2 separate regions of the Homo sapiens genome follow, and region 2 is linked to region 1. A link is an interaction called in ENCODE POLR2A ChIA-PET data of the cell type or tissue named here. Cell type or tissue: PC-3. All regions are shown on one strand.

Region 1 (4,000 bases):
AGACAAAGGGCCCAGCTGACCCTAGGGCTACTGTGTGCCCTCATTCTGAGGCCTGCGAGTTGCCAGCCCTATCCCTTCAAAGGGGTAGTTAGGTGCGTGTATCTCACACCTGGACGCATCACAATGAGGTGGGAAAGTCAAGCACCTCCACAGCCCTTCCCTCTGGGACCCAGGGGAGTCTTCCCAGCCCCTAGCACTCCCCACTCTCCACCAAGGCCAACCAGCACCTGAGGGCAGGCCCCTCCCTGCCCCCAGCACAACTTCCTGACCAGGGACCACAGGCCTAGGGTCTGTGTCACTGATCAACTGTGAAGGCTGAGACATAGCCACCCCCACCCATTCTGAAAAGGAAAAGCCCTCAGAGCTTCCCAGACTGGCACCTGCTCCTAGGGTGTGAGGAGGGTAGCACAGGGTCTGCCCTCAGAGACCTCAGGCTCAGAGAATCAAGCTTCTCCCTCCCCTCCTGGGACCTACAGGGTCTGAGATCGTCCACCAGGAGGAGGAGAAAGGAGTAGAGACCCCCTTCCTCGCTGCTGTCCTGGGACAGCCGGCACCCCTGGCACCCTCTGCCTCCCCACACTTCCATGGCTTTGCCCTCTTGGCTTTCTGAGCCTCTGCCAAGCTTCTGTGCATTCTTCAAGACCCACCTCAAAAGCCACCTCCAGGAAGCTGTCCTGGGTTCCTGTCCCTCGACCCCCAACAGAATTAACTGCCCTCTCCTCTGCTCCCGCCTCCTGCTCCAGGCCCCTGGGGCTCACAGCTCTCAGGCTGTGGTTTTTCTCACCTTCCTGCAGCACAGCACCTCCCTGCGCAGACCAACCTTATCCAATCAACAAACGGGCACTGAGTCCCTCCCTGAGCAAGCTCCGTGGAGGAAAGGGGCCGCCACGTGGGGGATGTGAGATAGTTTATCCCCTTGGCCTACATGTAGGGGTGGGCTGGATGAGGCACCCCTCTCATTGAAAGTCCTGTGGAGGCTCTGAGGGCACCCACAGTATCTAGAGCTGGGGCCAGAAGCTGGACCTGTTGCCAACCAAGACGCTGTCTCCCTGGCCCTTGCTTCCCTCACTGTGAGAATAGGAGCGGTGCACGCAAAGGCATGCCCTCAGCAGCCCTTTGAGGGGGGTGCTGTGAGGGGATTGGTGGCCAGGGCACAGAAAGGTTAAGTGGCTGGCTGAGGTCACACAGCAAGGCAGGTGCAACTCCAAGAGGTCTCTGCACAGGGCATGTTCTCTGTCTGCCCTCTCTGCTACTCCAGGTGTGGCCTCGGGAGAGGGCTGGTCTCCAACTGCACACTTCCTGGATAGCAGTGATCATGGACACATTTCAGGTTGGGCACTTGCAGTGCCAAGGGGAGGAGGACGCAATGTGAAGGGAAGGTTTCTTGGTCGTGGTCTGGATTGACAAGGAGGGCCAGAGGCAAACAAGGATCATCCAGACGGGACGGTTCACCTCTCCCTAACCTCCACAGCGACCCCAGGGCTGTTGGGCACCAGAGGAGGAAATGCTGACTCACTAATAGGAAGCTGGGACACACCCTCGTGTTGCAACCGTGGCCTCCCGGGGGTGCGTCGGCCTCATCTGGCCACTGGGCTGGCGTCCCCCTCTGCTTTCCATCAGCGCATACTGGATTCCCTCACCTTTTGCCGTCCCCACACTGCGCCACCCTGCACCTGGCACCACTCAGCACCTCCTCCTGGCCCTACCCGTCCGCCATGGAATCCAGCCACTGAGAAAGGCACCATTGAAACAGACATAATCATGGGTCAGAAGATGTGACTCAGCCTCTACTCAAATCTGTTTGTCAAACCAAAAGGTGCTTCGTGTTTAAGTCAAACTATCCCTAATGCATTTTCCATTCTCTTCAAAAACCACAGCCATCAGTTTTAAAAAAAGACAGAAAACATGAAGCACACTTCTCTTGCCTGGCTTACCATTTTCTTTGATCCATTAAAATCCAAGAGTGAGCCCTTCCTCGTCTCTAGAGTGTGGAGCAAAGAGGGAATAATTATCCATAAAGTGGCCTTCTGAGTGTTTGCTTTGCGATGAAAGAAAACTTTTGAGAGCTTGGAATAAAGAAGGAATATGTAAGTCTCTCCAGATCCCATCAATAATAATATTAATCAATTAATGATTTACTTGCGTTTTATATGTCTATTTGCTTTGCTATTCATAAGCATACATCGTTTCCTTAGAAACCCTGACATCAGCCAAACTCCATCTCTCTGGGAGCTAAAAGGCAGCTCTCAAGGAAAGACATACAGCTTCTCTCATTTTTTTTTTCAATGTTTGCAAATGGGAAATGATGAATTGATATATTCTAAGGAGCCATTTTTCTTCTTTCTTTTCCTTCCCATTACCATTGAAATCCGACATTTGAAACACCTACTGTATCAACATCTAATTCCCCACCTCCCTTCCCAACAATGCCTTTAGTCTTAACCAAATAACATTGCTTTCACCATGTGTGTCATTTATGTACATATGTGTATGTGCACACACACATATATATACAGTAAATATATATGCCATCAACCTCTTACTGACAAACAAAAATGTTGATTTATTTTCTTAGCTGACTTTAAAAACTTTAGTAATCTCCTTGCTCATGTACAAGACCATAGTAGAGCAAGGAGATTACTCCTTAATAGGAGCTCACAAAGTGTGGGTTGATGACGATAGAAAGTTCTGGATTTGCCAACTAAAAAGGCCACTTATCCACAATACCTCAAGTGGCAGCAAGTCAAATTTCCTTAGTACAAATACTTACAAGGGAATCGGGCAGACAGACAAATATAGATGGCTAAGAGTAGAGTGAATGGTGATTAAGGCACGCCCAACTCAATAACATTTTCTTTCATCTGCTGCTGCTGTGGAGAATATTCTTTAAAGAGGATTTTGTAAGTTTCCTTTTTGGGGACAGATTATAAAAGAAATTGGGCTGGGCGAGGTGGCTCACACCTGTAACCCCGGCACTTTGGGAGGCTGAGGCCAGCAGATCACCTGAGATCAGCCTGGCCGACATGGAGAAACCCCGTATCTACTAAAAATACAAAAATTAGCTGGGCGTGGTGGCGCGCGCCTGTAATCCCAGCTACTTAGGAGACTGAGGCAGGAGAATCGCTTGAACCCGGGAGGCGGAGGTTGTAGTGAGCCAAGATTGCACCACTGCACTCCAGCCTGGGCGACAGAGTGAGACCCTGTCTCCAAAAAAAAAAAAAAAAAAAAAAAAAAAAAGAAAAAAAAAAGAAAAGAAAAGAAAAGAAATTGAAGGCGAAGGCGTAGGAAGGGAAATCTACTTGCTGAGGAAAAATTAGAATATTTTCCAACAAGCAGAAAACTGGGAGGTCAAACAGGTGTTCCCCCATGTTAATGAACATCTTTTCATTTTTACAGGGGCTCCCTTTCCTGCAGTAGCTACTTTGTTTGGGTCTGAGAAGCACCAGTCATGGTCAAGGTGAAACTTAGTGGCTGGGATGGCTGGAGGAAGGAGCCGTTTGCTTATTCATTCAAGCAAATGAGGGTGTCCTCGGCGGGTAGGACAGCTCTTGGCCTCAGGAAGTCTCTGGTCTAGTGGGATGGAGCTATTCAGGCAGCAATGAGTTGGGGGTCTAGAAAAGAGATGAGAGCACAGAAGAGGGGGTTCATTCATCCTGAAAGGGGTTGGAAAGGCTTCCTCAGGACACAGAAGACAGAGGTGGAGCAGGGCCTTGGCAGGTGCAGAGGTCAGGAGAGAAGACATTGTTCTATGGCAAATTTCTGATTCTAAAACTATCACTTTCCTTCTCATATCAGCAAAATTCACCAGACTCAGAAAACTGCCCTGCCCCGTGACTTCCATCTGCTCCTCTCCTGATAATTGTAAAAGCCAATGAAGATTGTGCTTCTTAACTACACATCAGCCGGCTGATTGTAAGTGTTGGGAATATAATTAGGGGTACACGGCTCTGACCCTCACTCTTCGTAGGTTTAACAAGATTGGACTTACGCAATGGCAAGA
Region 2 (4,000 bases), 280 kb before region 1:
CTGCCCAGCCTGGGGCTCTGGACCTGGGAGAACACATCAGGATGCCCGGGGTGGCAGTAGGTAGCTCCCATGCCTTGAGGCACTTGGCTGCTCCCTCCACCCCCTGACAGCCTCATTGGGGCCTGCACTCCCCTCGGTGCCTTTGAGGCTTCGCCTAGCCCTGTCCTGGTCCTTTTACCCTGACCCCAGTGCTGAGAAAATCTGGATCCAGAGCTGGACATGTCCTTTCTGGATGCTCCCACCCCTGTCTCTGAGGAGCATGAGTGACAGAGGGAGGAACTTGTCCGAGGCCAGAGAGGATGGTCTGCAGCTGGCTCCTGGTGCACCCCCACTGCCCACGGCCTGGCCCCCATTTAGGGTGTGTTCTCTTGGAAGCCCGTAGGAATGTGTTCTTGAGCAGCCGACAAGCCAAGGGCCTGGGCTCAGCCTGGGGCAAGTGGGTCCCTCCTGGGCTCTGGCCCTGTGGTCCAGCCCATGTGCCTCTAACCATGCCTGGACGCTCTGAGTCTCCGGGCCACCGTGAATGCCCCACCCTCAGCCTGGCCCCATCCCCTTACCTTCCCCAAGTCCCAGAACACACCTGAGTCCATAGGCCCGGCAGCCTCTGCAAGGAACCTGGTTAACTTATGTTGTTATATAGCGTCGAAATGTCTATAGTGTCTTTAAATTATTGTGACCTACACTGGGTACCGGAGAGGGGGATGGCTGCGGCCCCCATCCCTCATCCCCCATCCCATCCCATCCCTCATCTCATCCCTCATCCCATCCCCCATCCCATCCCTGACCCCATCCCCCATCCCATCCCTCATCCCTATTCCCCATACCCACCCCCCATCCCATCCCCCATCTCCCGAACCAGGCTCCTCCTGCTTCAACAGACCCTTGGGGCCCCTGATGCCACCGAGACACTCGCACTGTCCCTTGGCTGCCGGGCACCCCACTGAGCCCCTGCCCACCCCAAAGTCTGCCAGCAACAGGCCCTTTGCCTGGGTGAGACGGGGGTCAGGGTGGCCCAGATGGGGGTGATGGCGACCAAGGTGCTGCGTCCCCACCCTTCTGACGGCAGCCTCCCCTGGAGGGGAGTGCTCGGCCCAATAAAAGCTGGAATCGGAAAAGTGAGTGTGTGTGGAATCCCCATGCGATGTACCTGCAGCTGCGGCCCCACCGGTGGGGACACATGCTCTGCCCACCCAGGACGAGCCCCCGAGGCCTTCATGTGCCCCCAGCTGTCTGGCTTCCTCCTGCCCCTCTGTGGGCCGTCCCTCCCATCCTCACACCAGACACCCTTGCCCAGAGCCCACCCCTGAGATCAAGTCATGCCTACCTGCCTCCAGGCACCTTTGGGCTGTCCCCACCCAGCCAGGGGAGCTGGGGCACTGGACACAGACCCTGAGGCCTTGCTGGACAGCACCAGGCTCAGGCTGCGGGGACAGGAGGGCCATGGGCCTGGCACCTGGTTACTGGGGGCTGGGCCAGAGCTGCTGTAAGAAGAAGGGACAGCAGGCCCCACTGGGCCCTGTGCCTCTGCTTCCCTCTGACCAGGGTGGGGTCTGGCTTTCAGGGTCCCTGTAGGTCCATCCAGCTGGGTCTGGTGGATTTTGGCTCCACAGCCCTGGGGACTGCCTTGCTCTCACCAGGCCTGGGAAGGTGGCATGAGGCCCCCAGAAGCTCAACAGCCTGCAGCTGGCCACAGGCTCCGCTGCTCCTCCCCAGAGCCTGGCCATGGCAGGGCCTCCCAGCCTGCATCCTGCGAGAGCCGTGCACACGGCGATGCACAGCACTTCCCCGAGGGCCAGAGGCATGTGGCAGGGCCGGTTTGGCCACTGCCCGCTGTCCCAGCAGCCTGGCATCGGGTGGAACTGCTGATCAAACAGACCCCATCCTTGCTGTGCCCAGCCCGGGCACCCACGGAACTGGCCCCAGACCCAGATCCCAGTGGAGGGGCTTCTCAAGGGGAATGGACCCCTCCAGGGTGTGGAGAGGGGGCGACAGCCAGAAAAGAGTGTTGGATTCACAGTCCCAGCCCTGTTCCTTCCTGATGCATGGGCAGCCTCTGGGGCGACCCTCCTGGATGTACAGCCTCAGTCTCCCCATCTAAGAGCAGAGGGTGGCCCGGAGCCAGGACTTGGTGGTCGGTGGGGCTCATGGGGCTGGCGTGCATGGGGCCTGGGCTGGGCAGTTTGGCAGGAGGCCCTGGTTCCCCGTGAGACAGTAAGTGAATCAGCGGCGGCGGCGGCAGCAGCGGCACGCCGGGGTCCGGCTACTCCCACAGGGCCAGGAATGAGGAAGCCTCTGAGATGCCCGGCCCTGGTGCCCAGACTGTACTGATTTCTTGGCTCTGGTTCAACCCCCACCCAGTCCCCTCGGGCTGCCCTGCACATCCTCCCAGGGGGCCTGCTGGAGGCCTCACCCTTACTGCTGGCCTGGCCCGGGGGCCCACCTGACCCCAGCCTCCGCCCCTAAGGCTCACATTTTGGGAGCATTTCCCCCTGGCCAGCCCCTCGCACCCCCACTCAGTGGCTCACTGCTGCATGGGGTGGTGCCCCCACGTGCTTAGCCCTGGCCACCCCTGCCCTGCAGGTGTTGCCCACACCAGGGGCTTTCCTGCCCTCTGATTGGCCCCAGCGGTTCCCGCACCAGGCGTGCCACCTGGCTGCTCCCAGACATAGGCCATTCCTGTGGGCTTTGCTGCGTAAGGTTTGGGGACCGATGGCTGGAAGGGCCGGAGTTCTGGGAGCCCATCTCTACGCAGGCTCGCTGGCTAATTCCTTTGCAACTTCAGTTCTGCCCTGGGCTGGCCCTGACTTCCGACCCCACTTCCCCTGCGGTGCCTGTGCCCACAGCTGCCGGTGGTGAGGCTGGTGGCCCATCTGGGGGGATGCAACAGCTGACGACCCAGGCAGCCTGGGAGCGAGGAAAGGGTTTTTTCTGCACTCACTCCTCCAGGCCTCTGAGCCCGGGCTTCCCGCTCTGTAGAAGGGACGTAAGGGAACAGAGCCTCTGCCCTGCTGCCACCGGGTCCCCTCCTCCTCTCTTGGGGGATCCACGTCCTTCCCTGACTCACAGCTGAGCTGCAGCCCTGGCTCCCACCCTGCCCTGTCCCACAGGGCTGCCCGCGCCATTCACTTGGCACTGTCTGGTGGCCAGAGCACACAGGGGCCCTGTGGCCCTGGAGGGCAGAGGATGTCTCATTGGTGTACCCTTAGAGTCCTTTCTGACCCACTGAGGTGCCCACAGCCCATCCCCTCCCCGTCCCCCTGCAGAGTGAGCCCCAGCCCTGCCTGTGCTCCCGCTGGCTCTTCCCAGGATGCACCCCACACTCTTCCTTCCCTGACCCCGGCTTGCAACAAGCTGGCTGTAGAGTCTTGCTCTCTCCTCCTCCCCTGCCTCAGCTCCCACCCTTAGGGGCAGCGTCCTGTTTCTGTGACGGCCCCTGTCTCCCAAGCTGGCTGAGGTCCAGCACAGCCCCGTGCTAGGCCTTGGGCCTGTTCCACACGTGTCCACGACCTTTACAACACCCCTTCCCCAAATAGGTCAGTGCTAGTTCCATTTTACAGATGGCAAAACTGAGGCACAGAGAGTAAGGAAACCCGTCCAAGCTCAACAGCCAGTGAAAGGCAGAACCAGGATTTGAATCCAGGCCCTCTGGGGTCTTCCTTCTACCCAACTCATGTGCCTCCTCCCATGAGGGGACACAGAGGCCCAGGGACCTTGTCCAAGGTCACAGAGAGATGAAGGGGAACAGAGTGGCTATGGCTGGTCGCAGAGAGATGACGAGCAACACTGTATCTTCACCAACAGAACAAGAAAGACCCAGTTAAAAAGCAGCAGGCAAGGTCTGAGTTCGATGCGTCTGAGTGAACTTCACAACTCCCAGAACTGGGAGTTAAAGGAGGGGGATCAGGAAGGAGGGGCTGTGGACCACCTTTTCCCCAAGCTGGGCTAGTCTTGCTGGCCCCTTGGGAGGGGCCGTGGTCAGGGGGTAGAGGGGCAGAGGGGC

What was found. ChIA-PET counts read pairs that join two places held together with the same protein. Peaks named below come from ENCODE experiments on the same cell type or tissue, not always from the same donor. Only the 100,000 strongest peaks of a DNase experiment are listed, where the experiment ranks them.
Region 2: POLR2A ChIA-PET joins it to region 1 with 5 read pairs; 2 of 35 experiments call an interaction of 5 or more read pairs at or near these places.

Annotation. Positions count from the first base shown.
Region 1 is chr22:45,636,728-45,640,727 of GRCh38, reverse strand. The region is part of intron 1 of LOC105373069 (a long non-coding RNA gene); the gene reads right to left. LOC105373067 (a long non-coding RNA gene) reads left to right here and starts at 299. Exons shown (of 3, transcript XR_938308.3): 1 at 299-2,087; 2 at 3,397-3,457; 3 at 3,796-4,000. RefSeq lists enhancers at 570-1,341, 1,385-1,679, 968-2,167. In PC-3, no CTCF peak of the experiment used is centred here; a DNase peak (open chromatin) is centred at 1,607; H3K4me3 peaks cover 765 bases; H3K27ac peaks cover 2,386 bases.
Region 2 is chr22:45,917,481-45,921,480 of GRCh38, reverse strand. It overlaps WNT7B (Wnt family member 7B), which reads left to right. Exons shown (of 4, transcript NM_058238.3): 4 at 1-1,115. Among named protein-coding and RNA genes, the nearest start is that of WNT7B, 58 kb to the left of the region's middle. In PC-3, no CTCF peak of the experiment used is centred here; DNase peaks (open chromatin) are centred at 1,800 and 2,240; H3K4me3 peaks cover 342 bases; H3K27ac peaks cover 1,817 bases.